3 separate regions of the Mus musculus genome follow, and all the other regions are linked to region 1. The links are chromatin loops, found by intact Hi-C in ENCODE. Cell type or tissue: heart. All regions are shown on one strand. Each heading gives the region's core, and the rest is flanking DNA. Links, peaks and the distances in the headings are about the cores only.

Region 1 (5,833 bases), core at 1,236-5,235:
CTATCACTGTGCAAGAGAAAGGACAGTGATGGGACCTGGGGTCACTTTGGTTGGAAGGGACCTATGTAAGCTAATTCTATAAGATGTGTCTCTAACAACCGTTTTAAATGTCATTTCAGTGTTCCCCGGAGACTGGACCCCAAAGAGCCCCTGGGCAGCCAGAGAACAACTTCTCCAACCCCAAAGCAAGCATCTGCTACTGCTCCTGGCCGAGAGAGCCCCCGAGAGACAAGGGCCCAAGGCCCATCAGGCCAGGAGGCCGAAAGTCCCCGCAGGACGCTGCAGGTAGACAGCAGGACACAGAGATCAGGACGGTCCCCCTCGGTGTCACCGGACAGAGGCAGCACTCCCACGTCACCCTACTCTGTCCCCCAGATTGCCCCTCTTCCCAGCAGCACCCTGTGTCCAATATGCAAGACCTCGGACCTCACATCAACCCCCAGCCAGCCAAACTTCAACACCTGCACCCAGTGTCACAACAAGGTCTGCAACCAATGTGGGTTCAACCCCAACCCTCACCTCACCCAGGTAAGGACCTCAGTGCCACCTGTGTCTGACCACTGTCTCAGCATCTCTCCTCTGCTTCCTTCCCTTCCTTCTACCAACCTCAATCAGGGCTATCTCCCTTCCCCACCAGTGCCCATGAATCCTGATGGGGTGGGGAGAGTATTGGTGGTGGTTCCAGGATGTGGAATCAGAGGACAAGGTCTGACCCCAGGTCTCCTGAGAGATTCCTGTACCCTAAAAACTTAGAAGGGGCTGGAGCAAGGACTCCACAGTTAAGAACACCATCTGTTCTTCCAGAGGACTGGGGTCCAGTTCCTAGCACCCACAGAGTGGCTCACAATCATCTGTATTCCAGTCCCAGGGGCTCCAATGCCCTCTCCACCCAGGATGCACAGAGACATCCATGCAGGAAAACAACCATACTCATACAAATAAATACTTTTAACCTGGTGGTGTGGCACATGGCTTTAACCCTAGCAATCAAGAGGCAGAGGCAGGAGAATCAGGAGTTCAAGGCCAGCCTGGTCTATAGAGTGAGTTCCAGGACAGCCAGGGCTACACAGAGAAACCCTGTCTCAAAAAACCAAACCAAACCAAATAAAACAAACCAACCAATCCACAAACTTAGAATCTCAGAATAGAAATTCAAAAGAAACTGGTTTAATTACGCCTTGGAGAGGGCAAAAGAAAAGGACACGATCTTCCAGTGGCTCCTCCAGTAGAGATGACCATACACTCCTCTGGGCTTGGGGCTGAGGGGTGGGAGGATGGGAGGAGAAGGCAAGCTTCCCTAGCTATGGGCCTGCCTCTCTCCTTGACAGTCCTGCAGAGAGACTCTCATAAGAGGACCAGATTTCTAGGAGGACCTGGGAACGCCTTCTAGCAGGGGTCTGGACAGCTCCTCTCTGGGTTCAGTTCCAGTTGTCTGGGCGTCTAAGGTGGTGGACTAGTCTGTCCTCCAATTTTGTGGTAGAGACCAGGCATTCACAAGGTATCCACGTCCTATTCTCCCAGCAAGCTATGCTACAGGACGATATTCATGAGTTTAGCCTCCTTTTGCCCCCAAAGAACTATGGATTCACATCGCCATCGTAGCTTTGTTCAGGATTTCTCTGTGTTGGAGGGGTTGCCTAACAGAGCTTTTGGGGGCTCCCATGTGTTAGCTAAGGGAAAGCCATACTTTTGAAATACAATGAATGGGTTTTCTGGCATCCTTGTATTCCTACAGGGTGACCCATAGAAGTCTCATCTTCTCCCCACAAAGACTCTGAATTGGACAGGACACCGGGTAGCCTCTGCAGGCAGCACTGGGATTCTCGGCAGCTGGAGTTGTTTGGACCGTGTGGGAGGGGGATAAGTGAGAATGACTGTTAGCAGGTCAGGGTCTATATATGCCAGCATGAGGTGCTGTGGGTGTGGGACGTGTGGTTTGCGAGAGGTACGTGCGAGATGCCGAGGCAGGAGGCGATGACTCAGTGCGTTTGGAGCTGCTCCTGGAATGTGGGGGCTTCCTGAGGAGGCGTGCACGCTCGTGATTACTGCATCTGTGATTAGAAACAGACCCAGCCCCGCGCCGATCAGTTAAGTAAGTGTTAGCTGTTCCATATTGGGAAAAGTGTGATCAAAAGAGGGGAAGCTCACCTGTTTGATCCTACCGCCTGAGAAGCCACAAGCTCCTGGCCTCCCGGGAGCAGGAAGACTTGGTGGATGGCCCATGTTTCTGTGGGATGGCCCCTCATCGTGAACCCCCTGGGTTCCCAACTCCATGAGATGCTCTCTTGTGCTGCAGCCCTAGGTGGGGTGGGTGAGAAGAAAGAACCGCACGTGGTGCGTATCCCAGCACCCCTTATGCCACAGCCTTAGCCACTTCCTCCAAGCCCAGAACCTTTAGAGAGATGGGAAGGGAGCCAGCCTTTAACTGTGCCTAGAAAAACAGCAGAGTAGGAGGACCTGGAGACTCTCAGTCCATCTGCCTCGTTGTGCTGGGCGGAAGCTGGGGCTCAGGGCCAGAAGGAAAGAGGGCCTCAAACTTACTGCAAATTGTCAGTATTTGGTGGAGAACAAACCTCTTGGCCAAATACTTCAAACCAATGCTGGGCTGGATGAGTCAAGTGGTCCTTTAGCACAAGCTTTTGGCATCCTTGGGGCATCCAGGGCTCTAAGACAGTGATGAAAGTTGGCAGCCTCTCCCAGGCTTGCTTCTACAGAGCATGGGTGGAGCTGCCAGTCCGCAACTCCCCACTGGAAAAATGCTGTCTTACTCTGTTCCACAGGCCCATGCCCAGCGACGGTCTATTCTGCTGGGGCCTCCAGATGAGATCTTTGCTTTCTTGGAGCTGGATTTCAGGGGTATTCCTGTCAAGGAAAGCTTAACCTTGGCACAGTTTCCTGAGGAGCGGCAAAGCACAATGGTCACATTGGTGTCATTGTCCTCTGTCACATGCTGAAAGCAGAGCCACCTCCTGGGTCATACCTTGATGTGAAGAGGAGACAACTCTGCAGGCTTTGCTCGCCCATCTGTTTCATCTTTCCTGGAAAACCACTCGTTTGCATACCTCTAACTCAGTCTAGGCTAGTCACTCCTCTGGAAAAAGGTCAAGTCTTTTTGGATTTTTTTTTTTTCAGTTCAGGGCAGGTAAAGAATTTCACCTGAGGGTTGGAGAGATGGCTTAACAGTTAAGAGTACTTCTGCTTGACACAAGAGCAGAGGGCCTGGGTTGTTCCAAGTACCCACAAGGCAGCTCACAACCATCTATAATTCCAGTTCCTAGGAAATCTGATGCCCTCTTCTGGCCTTCATGGGTATTGCGTATACATGGTGCACTGAAGTGCTTACAAGGAAAAAATGTGAAATAAAAATAAACCTTCAGGGCTGGTGAGATGGCTTAGTGAGTAAGAGTACTGACTGCTCTTCCAAAGGTCCTGAGTTCAAATCCCAGCAACCACATGGTGGCTCACAACCATCCATAATGAGATCTGATGCCCTCTTCTGGGGTATCTGAAGACAGCTACAGTGTACTTACATATAGTAAATAAATAAATGAAAAAAAATAAAAAAAAAATTAAAAAAAAAAAAAACCTTCAGCGGGGCGTGGTGGCGAAGCCTTTAATCCCAGCACTCGGGAGGCAGAGGCAGGCAGATTTCTGAGTTCGAGACCAGCCTGGTCTACATAGTGAGTTCCAGGACAGCCAGGGCTACACAGAGAAACCCTGTCTTGAAAAAAATTTTTTTTAAATTACAAAGATTTCACCTGTTAGGAACTCTGCCAAAAGACCATGTAGAGGGTTTCATTTTGGCATCAGTTCTGTTTTTACCACACATAAGAAACCCTTGCTCTGATATCACATTGGCAACCAGAGGCCAGAGACGCTAACATTCAGAGCCGGGGATGGGAAATGGGGAAGTGCTTCTCCTTGTCTTCTCTTCTCTCTTTCTTTCTCTTCTTCTTCTTCTTCTTCTTCTTCTTCTTCTTCTTCTTCTTCTCCTTCTTCTCCTTCTCCTTCTCCTTCTCCTTCTCCTTCTCCTTCTCCTTCTCCTTTTCCTTCTTCTCCTCCTCCTCCTTCTTCTCCTCCTTCTCCTCCTCTTCCTCCTCCTCTGTTCTTCTCCTACCAGGGGTGTGAGGGCTGCTAGCCCAAACCCAGACAGGGTTTCTCTGTTTTACCCTGGCTGGCCCAGAGATAGATTCACTTCAAACTCCACTTGAGAAAATTACCAGGCTGATGAGATGGCTCAGCAGGTAAAGCCACTTGATGCCAAGCCTGACAACTTGAGTTCAGCCCCCAGGAGCTGCATGGAGGAAGGGCAGAAATTGTTCTTTGATCTCCAAACACAAGCCATGACAACACACACACAAAGACACCACAGAGACAGACACACACATAGACACACATAAACACACATAAACACACACAGACACACACAAACACACACAGACAGACACAAATACAGACACAGACATACAGACAGACACACAGACAGACACACAGACAGATACACATACAGACACACATACATACACACACACATACACACAGAGAGACAGACAAACACACAGACACAGACAGACACACAGACACACATAAAGACACACACAGACACATACAGACACACATAGACAGACACACACATATACACATACACACAGACACATGCATACACACACACACACACACACACACACACACAGACACATAGACAGACACACATACACACAGACACACACACACACAGAGTAAACAAAGAAAACTGTTTGAAAATGTAAATAAAACACTAGAGGAAAGAGTATGGTCAGGACCTTATCTACTCCAGGCTTAGCCGTTGCTGAGGCAGAGGCAGAGGCAGAGGCAGAGAGGCAGAGAGGCAGAGAGGCAGAGAGGCAGAGAGGCAGAGAGGCAGAGAGGCAGAGAGGCAGAGAGGCAGAGAGGCAGAGAGGCAGAGAGGCAGAGAGGCAGAGAGAGAGGCAGAGAGAGAGGCAGAGAGAGAGGCAGAGAGAGAGGCAGAGAGAGAGGCAGAGAGAGAGGCAGAGAGGCAGAGAGAGAGGCAGAGAGGCAGAGAGGCAGAGAGGCAGAGAGGCAGAGAGGCAGAGAGGCAGAGAGGCAGAGAGGCAGAGAGGCAGAGAGGCAGAGAGGCAGAGAGGCAGAGAGGCAGAGAGGCAGAGAGGCAGAGAGGCAGAGAGGGAGGCAGAGAGGGAGAGAGGCAGAGAGGGAGAGAGGCAGAGAGGGAGAGAGGCAGAGAGGGAGAGAGGCAGAGAGGCAGAGAGGCAGAGAGAGAGGCAGAGAGGCAGAGAGAGAGGCAGAGAGGCAGAGAGAGAGGCAGAGAGGCAGAGAGAGAGGCAGAGAGGCAGAGAGAGAGGCAGAGAGGCAGAGAGAGAGGCAGAGAGGCAGAGAGAGAGGCAGAGAGGCAGAGAGAGAGGCAGAGAGGCAGAGAGAGAGGCAGAGAGGCAGAGAGGCAGAGAGAGAGGCAGAGAGGCAGAGAGGCAGAGAGGCAGGAGAGGCAGAGAGAGAGGCAGAGAGGCAGAGAGAGAGGCAGAGAGGCAGAGAGGCAGAGAGGCAGAGAGGCAGAGAGGCAGAGAGGCAGAGAGGCAGAGAGGCAGAGAGGCAGAGAGGCAGAGAGGCAGAGAGGCAGAGAGGCAGAGAGGCAGAGAGGCAGAGAGGCAGAGAGGCAGAGAGGCAGAGAGGCAGAGAGGCAGAGAGGCAGAGAGGCAGAGAGGCAGAGAGGCAGAGAGGCAGAGAGGCAGAGGCAGAGGCAGAGGCAGAGGCAGAGGCAGAGGCAGAGGCAGAGGCAGAGGCAGAGAGGCAGAGGCAGAGAGGCAGAGGCAGAGAGGCA
Region 2 (5,833 bases), core at 1,036-5,035, 150 kb before region 1:
CCTCATCCTGTCTGGAAGACAGTATTCTGCTAGCAGCCTTCAGGTGAAGATGTAGAACTCTCAGCTCTGGGCTGGTGAGATGGCTCAGTGGGTAAGAGCACCCGACTGCTCTTCCGAAGGTCAGGAGTTCAAATCCCAGCAACCACATGGTGGCTCACAACCATCCGTAACGAGATCTGACTCCCTCTTCTGGAGTGTCTGAGGACAGCTGCAGTGTACTTACATATAATAAATAAATAAATCAAAAAAAAAAAAAAAAAAAACTCTCAGCTCTGCCTGCACCATGCCTGCCATGTTCCCACTTTGATGATAATGGACTGAACCTCTGAACCTGTCGGCTAGCCTCAATTAAATGTTGTTCTTATTACAGTTGCTTTGGTCATGGTGTCTGTTCACAGCAGCACAACCCTAACTAAGACAGAAGCCAACCTCTTATGCTAGGTTTTGGGTTTTGTTATGTTTTATTTTGTTTTCTTTTTGAATCTTCTTATATCGCTCTTTAAGTTCATGATCCTGGGAAAGATCTGTGCCATCACACACAAATATCATGCAATAATGTAGCTGTTTCGGGTTTCTTTTTTTTTTCTTTTGTTTTTGTTTTTGTTTGTTTGTTTGTTTGTTTGTTTTCAAGACAGGGTTTCTCTGGGTAGTCCTGGAACTCACTCTGAAGATCAGGCTGGCCTTGAACTCAAGAGATCAAGCCTCTGCCTCTGGAGTGTTGGGACTGGAGGTGTAGTCCACCACCACCTGGCTCAGGTGACTCAGGAGGAGGAGTCAGACAGAGTCAGATCTGAGTTTGAGGTCAGCCTAGTTTATAGAGCAAGCATTCCAAGCCATGGCTGTATAAAGAAGTGAAACCTTTCTCAAAATAAATAAACAAATAAATTATATATATATATATATATATATATTGCCAGGAGTAGTGTTGTGGGTCTGTAATCCCAGCACGTGGGACGTGATACAGGAGGGTCCTGAGTTCAAGACCAGCCTCAGATGCATAGCAAGGTCAATTCCTAAGACAAAGATGGCTCAGCAGTTAAGAGCACTGACTGCTCTTCCAAAGGTCATGAGTTCAGATCCCAGCAACCACATGGTGGCTCACAACCACCCATAATAAGAGACTCCCTCTTCTGGAGTTCTGAAGTCAGCTACAGTGTACTTACATATAATAAATAAATTAATAAAAAAAAAAAAGACAGAGCTGGAGAGATGGCTCAGCAGTTAAGAGCACTGGCTGTTCTTCCAAAGGTCCTGAGTTCAAATCCCAGCAACCACATGGTGGCTCACAACCATCCGTAATGAGATCTGGCGCCCTCTTCTGGAGTGTCTGAAGACAGCTACAGTGTACTTACATATAATAAATAAATAAATCTTAAAAAAAAAAAAGGCAGCTGGGCTATGTGTGAGTCAATTTAAAAAAAAAACACAAAAATAAGGGGTGGAGAGATGGCTCAGTGGTTAAGAGAATTGGCTGTTCTTACAGAGAACCTGGGTTCAATTTCCAGCATCTATATGGTGGCTCATGACCCTTCTGTAACTCCAATCTTGGAAGATCTGATGATAGGCATGGTGCACAGACATACATTCAGGCCCTTAAAAATAAGTAAGACAGGGGGTGGGAGCCGGGTGGTGGTGGCGAACGCCTTTAATCCCAGCACTTGGGAGACAGAGGCAGGCAGATTTCTGAGTTTGAGGCCAGCCTGGTCTACAAAGTGAGTTCCAGGACAGCCAAGGCTACACAGAGAAACCCTGTCTCAAAAAAAAAAAAAAAAAAAAAAGGGGGGGGGGGTGGGCAGTGCTCAAAGGTAGAACACTTGCTGGCATTAGGTAGACCCCAAGCGGGTTTAGTCTCCAGTACTACTAATACACAAACAAACAAACAATCAACTACATAGCTGAACTTGGCCTCTCATGTTTATGGGGATATTTCCAACAATTAAAATGAAGCTTAGACTTAGGTGGTGGTGGCCCATGCCTTTAATCCCAGTACTTGGGAGGCAGAGGCAAGAGGCTGTGAGTTCCAAGCCAGCCTGGTCTACAGAGCCCATTCTAGACAGACAGGGCTGTTACACAGAGAACCTCTGTTTCAAAAAACCCAGGCAATAAAAGATAAAAATACATAAATACATAAATCCTAGATCATAAGGGCTCAATCAGCATTTGTTAAGTGGATGGGTGGGTGGGTAGATGGATGGGTGGGTGGGTGGAGGGGTGGGTAGGTGGATGGATGGGTGGGTGGGTGGGTGGCTTACATTTTTTACTATCATTTCTTTTTTTTTTAAATAATGTTAACTTCTCTCTTTTTTCCCTTTTTTTATTGTTTTTTTTTAATTAGGTATTTTCTTCATTTACATTTCAAATGCTATCCCAAAAGTCCCCCATACCCTCCCCCCACTCCCCTACCCACCCACTCCCACTTTTTGGCCCTGGCGTTCCCCTGTACTGAGGCATATAAAGTTTGCAAGACCAAGGGGCCTCTCTTCCCAATGATGCAGATGCAGCTAGAGACACGAGCTCTGGGGGTACTGGTTAGTTCATATTGTTGTTCCACCTATAGGGTTGCAGATCCCTTTAGCTCATTGGGTGCTTTCTCTAGCTTCTTCATTGGGGGCCCCGTGTTCCATCCAATAGCTGACTGTGAGCATCCACTTCTGTGTTTGCCAGGCACCGGCATAGCCTCACAAGAGACAGCTATATCAGGGTTCTTTCAGCCAAATTTTGCTGGTGTATGCAATGGTGTCAGCATTTGGAGGCTGATTATGGGATGGATCCCCGGGTGTGGCAGTCTCTAGATGGTCCATCCTTTCATCTCAGCTCCAAACTTTGTCTCTGTAACTCCTTTCATGGGTGTTTTGTTCCCAATTCTAAGAAGGAGCAAAGTGTCAACCCTTTGGTCTTCCTTCTTCTTGAGTTTCATGTATTTTGCAGATTGTATCTTGTATCTTGGGTATTCTAAGAACTAGGAATTATAGATTATAGACATGTCTGTCTGTCCTGTCCTGTTCAGTCAATCTCCCCACCCTGAAAAATGCTAAGGAATTAAGAGAACGGCCTGTGTATGCTAGCCAGACAAAATGCCCACAAAATGTGCTATGGGATGGGAAGACATCCTCACAGTCTGGTTAGCAGCTCCTAGGAAACACTACAATACCAATCAGTTTTGGGAGAAAGATGATTTTTTTTTTTAAGTGATGGAAACTCAAAGTCAAGACCTTTTGCATGCTGGGTAAGCATGGTTCCCCTGGGCTATAGCCCCAGCTCTGCTTGCCGTGTGTGGTCAGGCAGAAAACAGGTGAGTAGAAGATCTTGTCGGGAATGTGGGTGTGAGTAGCACAACACAGCACAGCACTGACAAGTGTAGGTCTATTGGTTCGCTGAGTTCAAAATTCATTATCTATTTGTAGGATTATAGCTCGGTACCACGTATGCAGTACTCTCAGAGGACAGAAGAGGGCACCAGGTCCCTTGGAACAGGTATTATACAGGCTGTTGTGAGCCACCATGTGGTCTTCTGGAAGAGCAGTTAGTGCTAAACTGCTGAACTATCTCTTTAGCCCAGAGTTTAGGCTTTAAAAATTGTTTATTTAAATTTCTTATTTTCTTGCCAGGCAGTGGTAACACACATCTTTAATTCCAGCGCTTGGGAGGCAGAGGCAGGCAAATCTCTGTAAATTCAAGGCCAGCCTGGTCTACAGAGCAAGTTGCAGGGCAGTCAAAGCTCCACAGAGAAACACTGTCTTGAAAGGGGTGTGAGGGTGTTATTTTCTTAATTGTTTTATTTTACATGTATAATTGTTTTGCTTACATGAATGTATGTGCACCATGTATGTGCTTAAGTGTGAATGGTTGTAACCCATCATGTGGGTTCTAGGAGCTGAACCATGTTCTCTACAAGAACAGCAGGAGCTCTTAGCCACTAAGCTGTCTCTTCAGCCTCCTTAAAATTTATTTATGGGGGCTGGAGAGATGGCTCAGAGGTTAAGAGCACTGACTGCTCTTCTAGAGGTCCTGAGTTCAAATCCCAGCAGCCACATGGTGGCTCACAACCACCTGTAATGAGATCTGACTCCCTCTTCTGGAGTGTCTGAAGATAGCTACAGTGTACTTACATATAATAAATAAATAAATCTTTAAAAAAAAAAAAGACAGATAAGATGGCTCAGCAGTTAAAAGTGTATACTGCTCTTGCAGAGGACTCCAGTTCTGCTTCCAGGATCCACATTAAACATCAAACAGTCATCTATAACTCTAGCTCTAGGGGATCAAAAGCCCCCCACCCCGTGTCTGTGGGCACCTACACTCACACATGCATATCCCCAAACGAGAGGCAATATACATATACATATACAATATAATCTTTTTAAAGATTTATTTATTGAGACAATCTTCTCTACATAGGCCTGGCTGCCCTGGAATTCACTATGTAGTCTAGGCTGGCCTCAAACTAACCTGCCTTTGCTTCCCAAGTGTTAATGTTAAAGGCCACCATATCTGTCCTAAAGATTTATTTTTGAAGTCTGGAGAGATCGCTCATTGGTTTAGAGTATTGGAATTGGAATTACAGATGGTTGTGAGCTGCCATGTAGATGCTGTGTGGATGCTGGGGACCAAACCTGGGTCCCAGAAAGAGCACTCAGTGTTCATAACTTCTGACCCACCTCTCCACCCCCTATAGCATATGTTTTTATTCATTTTAAAATTTTATGGTTTTGGCCATTGTTCCTGAATGTGTGTCTCTTCATGACATGAATTCAGTGCCCTTGAAGGCCAGAAGAGGGACTAAGACTCCTGTAACGAGGGCTGGAGAGATGGCTCAGAGGTTGGGGCACTGACTGCTCTTCCGAAGGTCTTGAGTTCAAATCCCAACAACCACATGGTGGCTCATGGCCACCCATAATGAGATCTGACACTCTCTTCTGAAGACATCTACAGTGTACTTACATGTAATAATAAATAAATCTTTTTTTATTTAAAAAAAGACTCTTGTAATGGGAAGCACAGATAGTTGTGAGCCACCATGTTGGTGCTGAGACTTGAACTTAGATCCTGCCAGGCGGTGGTGGCACACGCCTTTAGTCCCAGCACTTGGGAGGCAGAGGCAGGTGGATTTCTGAGTTCGAGGCCAGCCTGGTCTACAGAGTGAGTTCCAGGACAGCCAGGGCTATACAGAGAAACCCTGTCTCGAAAAGAAGAAGAAGAAGAAGAAGAAGAAGAAGAAGAAGAAGAAGAAGAAGAAGAAGAAGACGACGACGACGACTCAGATCTTCTGGAAGAACAGCCAATGTTCCTGATTGCAGAGCCAACTCTCCAGTCGTTTGTTTGTTTGTTTCAAGACAGGATTTCTCTATATAGCTCTGTTGGTCTTGGAACTTGCTCTGGAGAACAGGCTGGCCTTGAATTCAGAGATTTGCTGGCCTCTGCCTCTGCCTCTGCCTCTGGAGTGCAGGGATTAAAGTTGTATACTACCGCTACCACCTATCCTTTTTTTTTTTTTAAGATTTATTTATTTGGGGCTGGTGAAATGGCTCAGTGGGTAAGAGCACCCGACTGCTCTTCCGAAGGTGGTCCGAAGTTCAAAATCCCAGCAACCACATGGTGGCTCACAACCACCCTTAATAGATTTATTTATTTATTATATGTAAGTACACTGTAGCTGTCTTCAGACAGCACCAGAAGAGAGCGTCAGATCTCATTACAGATGGTTGTGAGCCACCATGTGGTTGCTGGGAATTGAACTCAGGACCTCTGGGAGAGCACTCAGTGCTCTTAACCTCTGAGCCATCTCCCCAGCCCCCACTTATCTTTTAAAAAACCTTTTCAGTTTAATTAATTT
Region 3 (5,833 bases), core at 1,036-5,035, 65 kb before region 1:
AGGCACAAGGGCAGACATGGTGGGGCACACCAATAACTCAAGTTCTTGGGAAGTGGAGCGAAGAGGATCAGGAGTTCAAGGACAGAGTAAGCTACTTAGTAAGTTTCACCTGGGACTCATGAGACCTTGTCCAAAGATACCACATCAGGAAAGACTCCTGACAAGTGTTCAAAGGCACATGCCTCACGGAGCCTTCTAAGCATTGCAGCAGGAACCCCGTAGATGACCCCACAATTGCTCTCAGTTAAGCTGACCCTCAGAAAGCTCAGCTTAAGATGAAACTGAGGATGATCGAGAAGCTACAGGCTGCACGGGGCTCCAGCTGCTTCCTGTCTTCTTTGCAGGAGGTGAGTTGCTGTTGAGCCTGGTAGATGGCCTGCTCCCCAGCCCTCAGGCCAAGTTCCTATGATCTTGTCTTGGTGGAAGTGAGTCTGCCTATGAACAGAAGGTGATAGGAGGGCAGGGGGCAGGCAGAAGGGTACTAAGAGGAACCTGTTTTTCTACTTGATTTGACGCAGGGCTACTTCCTGGGATCCCTCCAGCAAGGCTCTCCAGTCTGTTATTGAGGTTAGGACAGTGCTGTCTCCAAGGGGCTCCAAGATACCCAGTGAACTGGGGCATGGAGTTGAGATAATGGATTATAGTCAAGAGTCGGCCCTCAAGAGAGGTAGAGAGAAAAGCAGAGGATCTGAATTCTTAGCAATCTTGTGTAGACACTTCCGTGAGAGCCAAGCTCTCTGGATCAATCATGGGCGAGACAAGGCTGTTGGCTAGAGGACCTAGTGTGTTTATGAACGGTGACTCGCCTGGCTTCTAGACTATTGCTAAGATGTAGCTTCTAGCTTCTTTTTCTATGCTCCTGCCAAACGAGCCGCTAGGAGGAGCTCTTCCCTGGTTTCTTTACAATACGCAAGGTCTATTCTCAAATACCGGTCCTTCAAAGCTAAATTTTAGTTTCAGTATTGCTGTCTTAAAAATCCATATCAGAGGCCGGGCGGTGGTGGCACACGCCTTTAATCCCAGCACTCGAGAGGCAGAGGCAGGTGGATTTCTGAGTTCGAGGCCAGCCTGGTCTATGGAGTCAGTTCCAGGACAGCCAGGACTACAGAGAGAAACCCTGTCTCAAAAAAACAAAAAACAAAAAACAAAAAAAAAAAAAACAAAACCCAAAAAACCAAAACCAAAACAAAACAAATCCCTATCAGTCTAGCACAGTAGCACACGCCTGTAATCCTGGCGTGTGTGAAGCAGAGGCATTAGAGGAGTTGAAGACAGTCTTGGCTACATAAAAAAATCTGAGATCAGTCTTGGCTACATGAGACTGTCTTAAAACAAAAAGCCTGCAGTGGCACACACTGTAATCCAGCATTCAGGAGCCAGAGGTTTATGAACCTCTCTGAGTTTGAGGCCAGCTTTGTCTGCATGGTGAGTTCCACTCCAGCCAAGACTACTTAGCAAGATCTTGTCTCAAAAAAGGGGAGATGGCGCCAGGCATGGTGGTGCACACCTTTAATCCTAACACTTGGGAGGCAGAGGCAGGCGGATTTCTGAGTTCAAGGCCAGCCTGGTCTACAAAGTGAGTTCCAGGACAGCCAGGGCTATACAGAGAAATCCTGTCTCAAAACCATCCCCGCCCCCCAAAAAGAGGAGGTGGGGAGCAGGAGAGATGAAATGCTCTCCAGTTCAGAGCACTTGCTATTTGTTAGTCCTGAGGACCCAAGTTCAGTGGCTAACACCCACATCTGGTGTCTCAGCCTCCTGGATGCCCTCTTCTGGTCTTTGTGGGGACCCACACCCAGGACATACATTTAACATAGATACACTTACACATAAATAAAAACAGATCTTTAAAAGTGAAAAGGAAAATGAAAGGGAAAAGATAATCGGTGTGGTAGCACTTGCTGTTAACCCCAGCATTTTGGGAGGAAGGTAGATCTCTTTGAGTTCCAGGTCAGCTAGGATTACACAGTGAGGTCCTATCTTGAAAATAAGAAAAAAAGAAAGAAAAGTTATTTATTTTACTCACTTTCTATAAATTACTGTCTTTGATGCACGATGGCTAAGGCAGAGAAGTTGGCCACATTTTTCCAAACTAGCGTAAGGCAAGTTCCATTCCTAGGTGTGACCCCAACACTATTATTTTGTTTGTATTGTAGAAGATCAAGGTGTTTTTTTTTCCAATTTTTATTAGGTATTTTCTTCATTTACATTTCAAATGCTATCCTGAAAGTCCCCCATACTCCCCCCACCCACCCACCCACTCCCACTTCTTGGCCCTGGTGTTCCCCTGTACTGGGGCATATAAAGTTTGCAAGACCAAGGAGCCTCTCTTCCCAATAAAGACCAACATTTTAAATAAACCTCCTAATGAGGGATGGATTTACCACTTCTTTATGAGGACTCTAGAAGATGCAGAGGAGACAGTAGTTTAAAGGAGGGGTGCCCATCTGCTGGGAATTCCAGTGGTAGGAGCAACAGTTGACACCTACTTTGCTGAAGATGACTCGAATTTCATCTGAGACCACGTCTCTTGGGGGTTCTGTGAAGCCCAGATCTCTAGGCAGGTTCAGGACCAGAGCAAGGATTAGGTCTCAATTTGATAGTGGCTCCACAAGCACGCCAAGGAAGCCCCAGCTGACTAGCCCCAAAGGAGAACAATGTCTCCCGACTACCAGGAGATAGCGCTATAGGACTAAGAGGCCAGCAGTGGGCGGGGCTTGAAGAGGTGGGTTGTGGGTGGGAACAAGAATGCCGCAGGCATCAGAAAGTCGGGCTGTGTGCTGGAATGACTTAGGGAGGGAGGGGCTAAATTGCGCCAGCATAGCTGGGAAGGGAGGGGCCACCCGGATGTGGGCAGGACTGAAGCAGAGAGGCGGGCGGAGCGGTCCTCTAGTGGCGCTCAGGCTTCACTACCCTGCTGGGTTCTGAGAATGTGTCTGGTAATCCGAGGCTGTCATTCACATAATACATTCTCTCTCCTAAAAGGAAGCCTGCAGGGGAATGGGTGACGTTGAGGCCCTGGCTTTGCGCTGGCTTCTGCTCTGGGGTTTGAATTCTGCCTGCAAAGTTTGAATTCTGGTGTATTATATAGTCCTTAGGATTCTAACTACTCGTCCTAGCAAGATGGCTTAGTGTAAGGGCGGTTGCCTGAATTTGATCTCGTGATCCATATGTTGGAAAGAGAACTCTTGAAAGTTGGTTTCTGATTCAGATTACTAAACAAATAAACGTGGGTTGGGGAGACCCTCATCCTTTGCCAGCACAAAGTTCTCTCTTACTTTAAGACCTGTGCTCCATGGAGTCTAATTTCCACAATTTGGGTTTGTTGGATTTGTAGTCTCTCCTTCTTCGATCCTGAGAGCATCCGAGGCAGGGGATAGCCTGATAGGGTACTTCGGGATTTGGGAGCGTCTAGACTAGCAGTTAGGCACATCTGGTTGTTGGAGTCGTTTTAGTCTGTACTCCTGGGCAAAGAACATGACCCGAGAAACGAATGGGGATGGAGAATTGGTGGCTCATTCTCTTGTGGACCTGGGGCCTGAGTGCCCTGAAACGCCAGAGAATGCCTTTCCTCAGACTGTCCAGCTCCCGGCACACACTGGGAGAGCAGGTGATCGCTAGCTGGCCAAGAACGCTGTTGTTCTCTGTCTACAGGGTAGCTTAGTCTCAGGATATAGGGACAGATAAGTTTGGAGCCTACCACAATGGGGCAAGCTGAGGATAAGTCAGCCTTCCTACACAGTGACTTGAACTTAGTGCTCCAGGATCATGCCCCACTTCCCTTAGATACTAAGGGAACCTACGGTTAACAGTCTAAGGTTGAGAGCACACTTGGGGGTTGATCCTTTGGGGTCAAATGGCCTTTTCACAGAGGTTGCCTAAGACATTAGAAATCACAGATATTTACATTACACTTTACAACAGTGGCAAAATTACAGTAATGAAGTAGCAGCGAAAATAATTTTATGGTTGGGGGGTTACCACAACATGAGGAACTGTATCAAAGGGTCTCAGCTATGGGGAGGTTGAGAACCACTGTAAGTCTTAGAACGTCTTCTAAAGAAGGTCTTGGGAAAGAGAGGTGGAGCAAAGAGCTGGTCCAGTTAGTGTCAGAGGTGGGTGGACCTCTGAGGGAGTCTCTGAGAGGAAACTAGCTTTGTTTCAGATGCATTCATCCTCAGGGAGCCCAGGGTTGAGATGGGCAGGAACTGGCCATGGGGATTCTGATGTGGATGTAGACCTGCTGGATGCAGGAGCTCATGTCCTGTAGCATGTGTATGTGTGTGTGTGAGGGTGTATATGTACATGAGGGTGTGTATGTGTGTGAGTGTGTGTATGTAAGGATATGTGTGTGTGTGTGAGGGTGTGTATGTGTGTGAATGTGTGTAATGTGAGGGTGTATATGTGTGTGAGTGTGTGTATGTAAGGGTGTGTATGTGTGTGAATGTGAGTGTGTGTATGTGTGTGAGTGTGTGTATGTGTGTGAATGTGAGTGTGTGTATGTGTGTGAGTGTGTGTATGTGAGGGTGTGTGTGTGTGTGTATGTGAGAGAGAGTGTGTGTGTGTGTTGGGATGAGATGAGAATACTTGATTTTCCTGTGTCTAGTGTATGCTTAGAGTGAGGACAGTGGTGCAGCTCAGTTTGTAGTGTTTGCCCAACAAGCATAAAGCCTGGGTTCCATCCCTAGCACCATAAAAACCAGATGTGCCTTGGAAGACCAACAATCCCAGCACCGCAGAGGTGAATACAGGAAAAGTTCAAGGTTTCCCTCCTCTACAGTGGTACATGTATTCAATCCTAGAATTTAGGAGGCAAAGACAGGTGACTTTGCCTGTGACTTTGAGGCCAGCCTGGTCTACATAGCAAGTTTCAGGACACCCAGGGCTACATACTGAGACCTTGTTTCAAAACAAACAAACAAACAAACAATTAAGACTAAAGGGAATGTAGTGCAAATGAGAGCTTGAAGAAGTGCTGACTGTGAGTCCCTGGGCCCTGCCTCTATGATAATTATTCCCCACAACCCTGCTGTGGGTCCTGAGGCTGCACACTCCTGGAACTCCAGCCTCCTTAGAGAGATTCAGGCTCAGGAAGGGCTAGGATTCTTAGAGCAGCCTTGGGAATGGTCAGGGGTGAGCCTGTATGGAATTAGCATTAATAAAGATGGGGAAGACAATTCAATTGCTCACGGCCTTTCTGCTTACAGCAGATGGAGCCCGTCCTTTGCCCAGAGTTACTTGGAATTCTTTTTTTGTTACTTGGAATTCCTAGTCTGCACTGTCAGCTTTTTGCCTTCCCGGAAAGCTGGTGCTCACACCAGGCCTCCCAGCTGGAGGGGTTAGCAATACAGAAATAGTAACGGTAACCCAGATGTTGCTGCCTAACTGACACCTGCTCCCACCCAGCCCAGATCCTGGGGCAGCCAGGGCAGTGTCTCCTCAGACAACCTCAATGTCCAAGGGTAGTGTCAGCCTTCACTGTCTGGTGATACCATGCTTAAACTCACTACTACAGGTCAGGACACTGAGGGCCAGGAAGCAAGTGCATTGGGTTCGGGGTCTGGTTTGAGCAGCAGACTGGCAAAGGTTAGACTTGGATATCACAAGCTGAAGACATAATAGTTTCAACAGTCTTGACTCTGTTGTATCTCTAGAACCTAACTCAAAACATCAGTCAAGTTTAACTGACTGAAACCACCCATCTTGGCAGACACTAGGGCATCTTTGCCATGAAGGTCTTATAATCTTTCGTCTTGCCCCGGGGTTTGGTTTTGCTCTCAGGGACTTCAATCCTTTGCCTCATTCTCCCCTTCCATTCTGGGAGGACAGAAGC

Evidence for each region. Peaks named below come from ENCODE experiments on the same cell type or tissue, not always from the same donor. Only the 100,000 strongest peaks of a DNase experiment are listed, where the experiment ranks them.
Region 2: it touches region 1 in a loop (11-fold over the local background); 10 of 42 quality-filtered maps call a loop at or near these places.
Region 3: it touches region 1 in a loop (4-fold over the local background); 25 of 42 quality-filtered maps call a loop at or near these places.

The regions. Positions count from the first base shown.
Region 1 is chr9:108,133,882-108,139,714 of GRCm38, reverse strand. It overlaps Bsn (bassoon), which reads left to right. Exons shown (of 12, transcript NM_007567.2): 2 at 120-528. It overlaps 4930447F24Rik (RIKEN cDNA 4930447F24 gene), which reads right to left. Exons shown (of 3, transcript NR_126078.1): 2 at 2,149-2,298; 3 at 1,148-2,051. Among named protein-coding and RNA genes, the nearest start is that of 4930447F24Rik, 3.1 kb to the right of the region's middle. In heart, for the core only: a CTCF peak has its summit at 3,300 (motif pointing left); a DNase peak (open chromatin) is centred at 1,974; H3K4me3 peaks cover 665 bases; H3K27ac peaks cover 817 bases; H3K27me3 peaks cover 487 bases.
Region 2 is chr9:108,282,229-108,288,061 of GRCm38, reverse strand. No RefSeq gene overlaps it. Among named protein-coding and RNA genes, the nearest start is that of Nicn1, 5.3 kb to the left of the region's middle. In heart, for the core only: CTCF peaks have their summits at 1,259 and 3,444 (motif pointing right); a DNase peak (open chromatin) is centred at 3,401.
Region 3 is chr9:108,198,287-108,204,119 of GRCm38, reverse strand. No RefSeq gene overlaps it. Among named protein-coding and RNA genes, the nearest start is that of Bsn, 11 kb to the right of the region's middle. In heart, for the core only: CTCF peaks have their summits at 1,781 (motif pointing left) and 2,697 (motif pointing right); a DNase peak (open chromatin) is centred at 2,799; H3K4me3 peaks cover 926 bases; H3K27ac peaks cover 658 bases.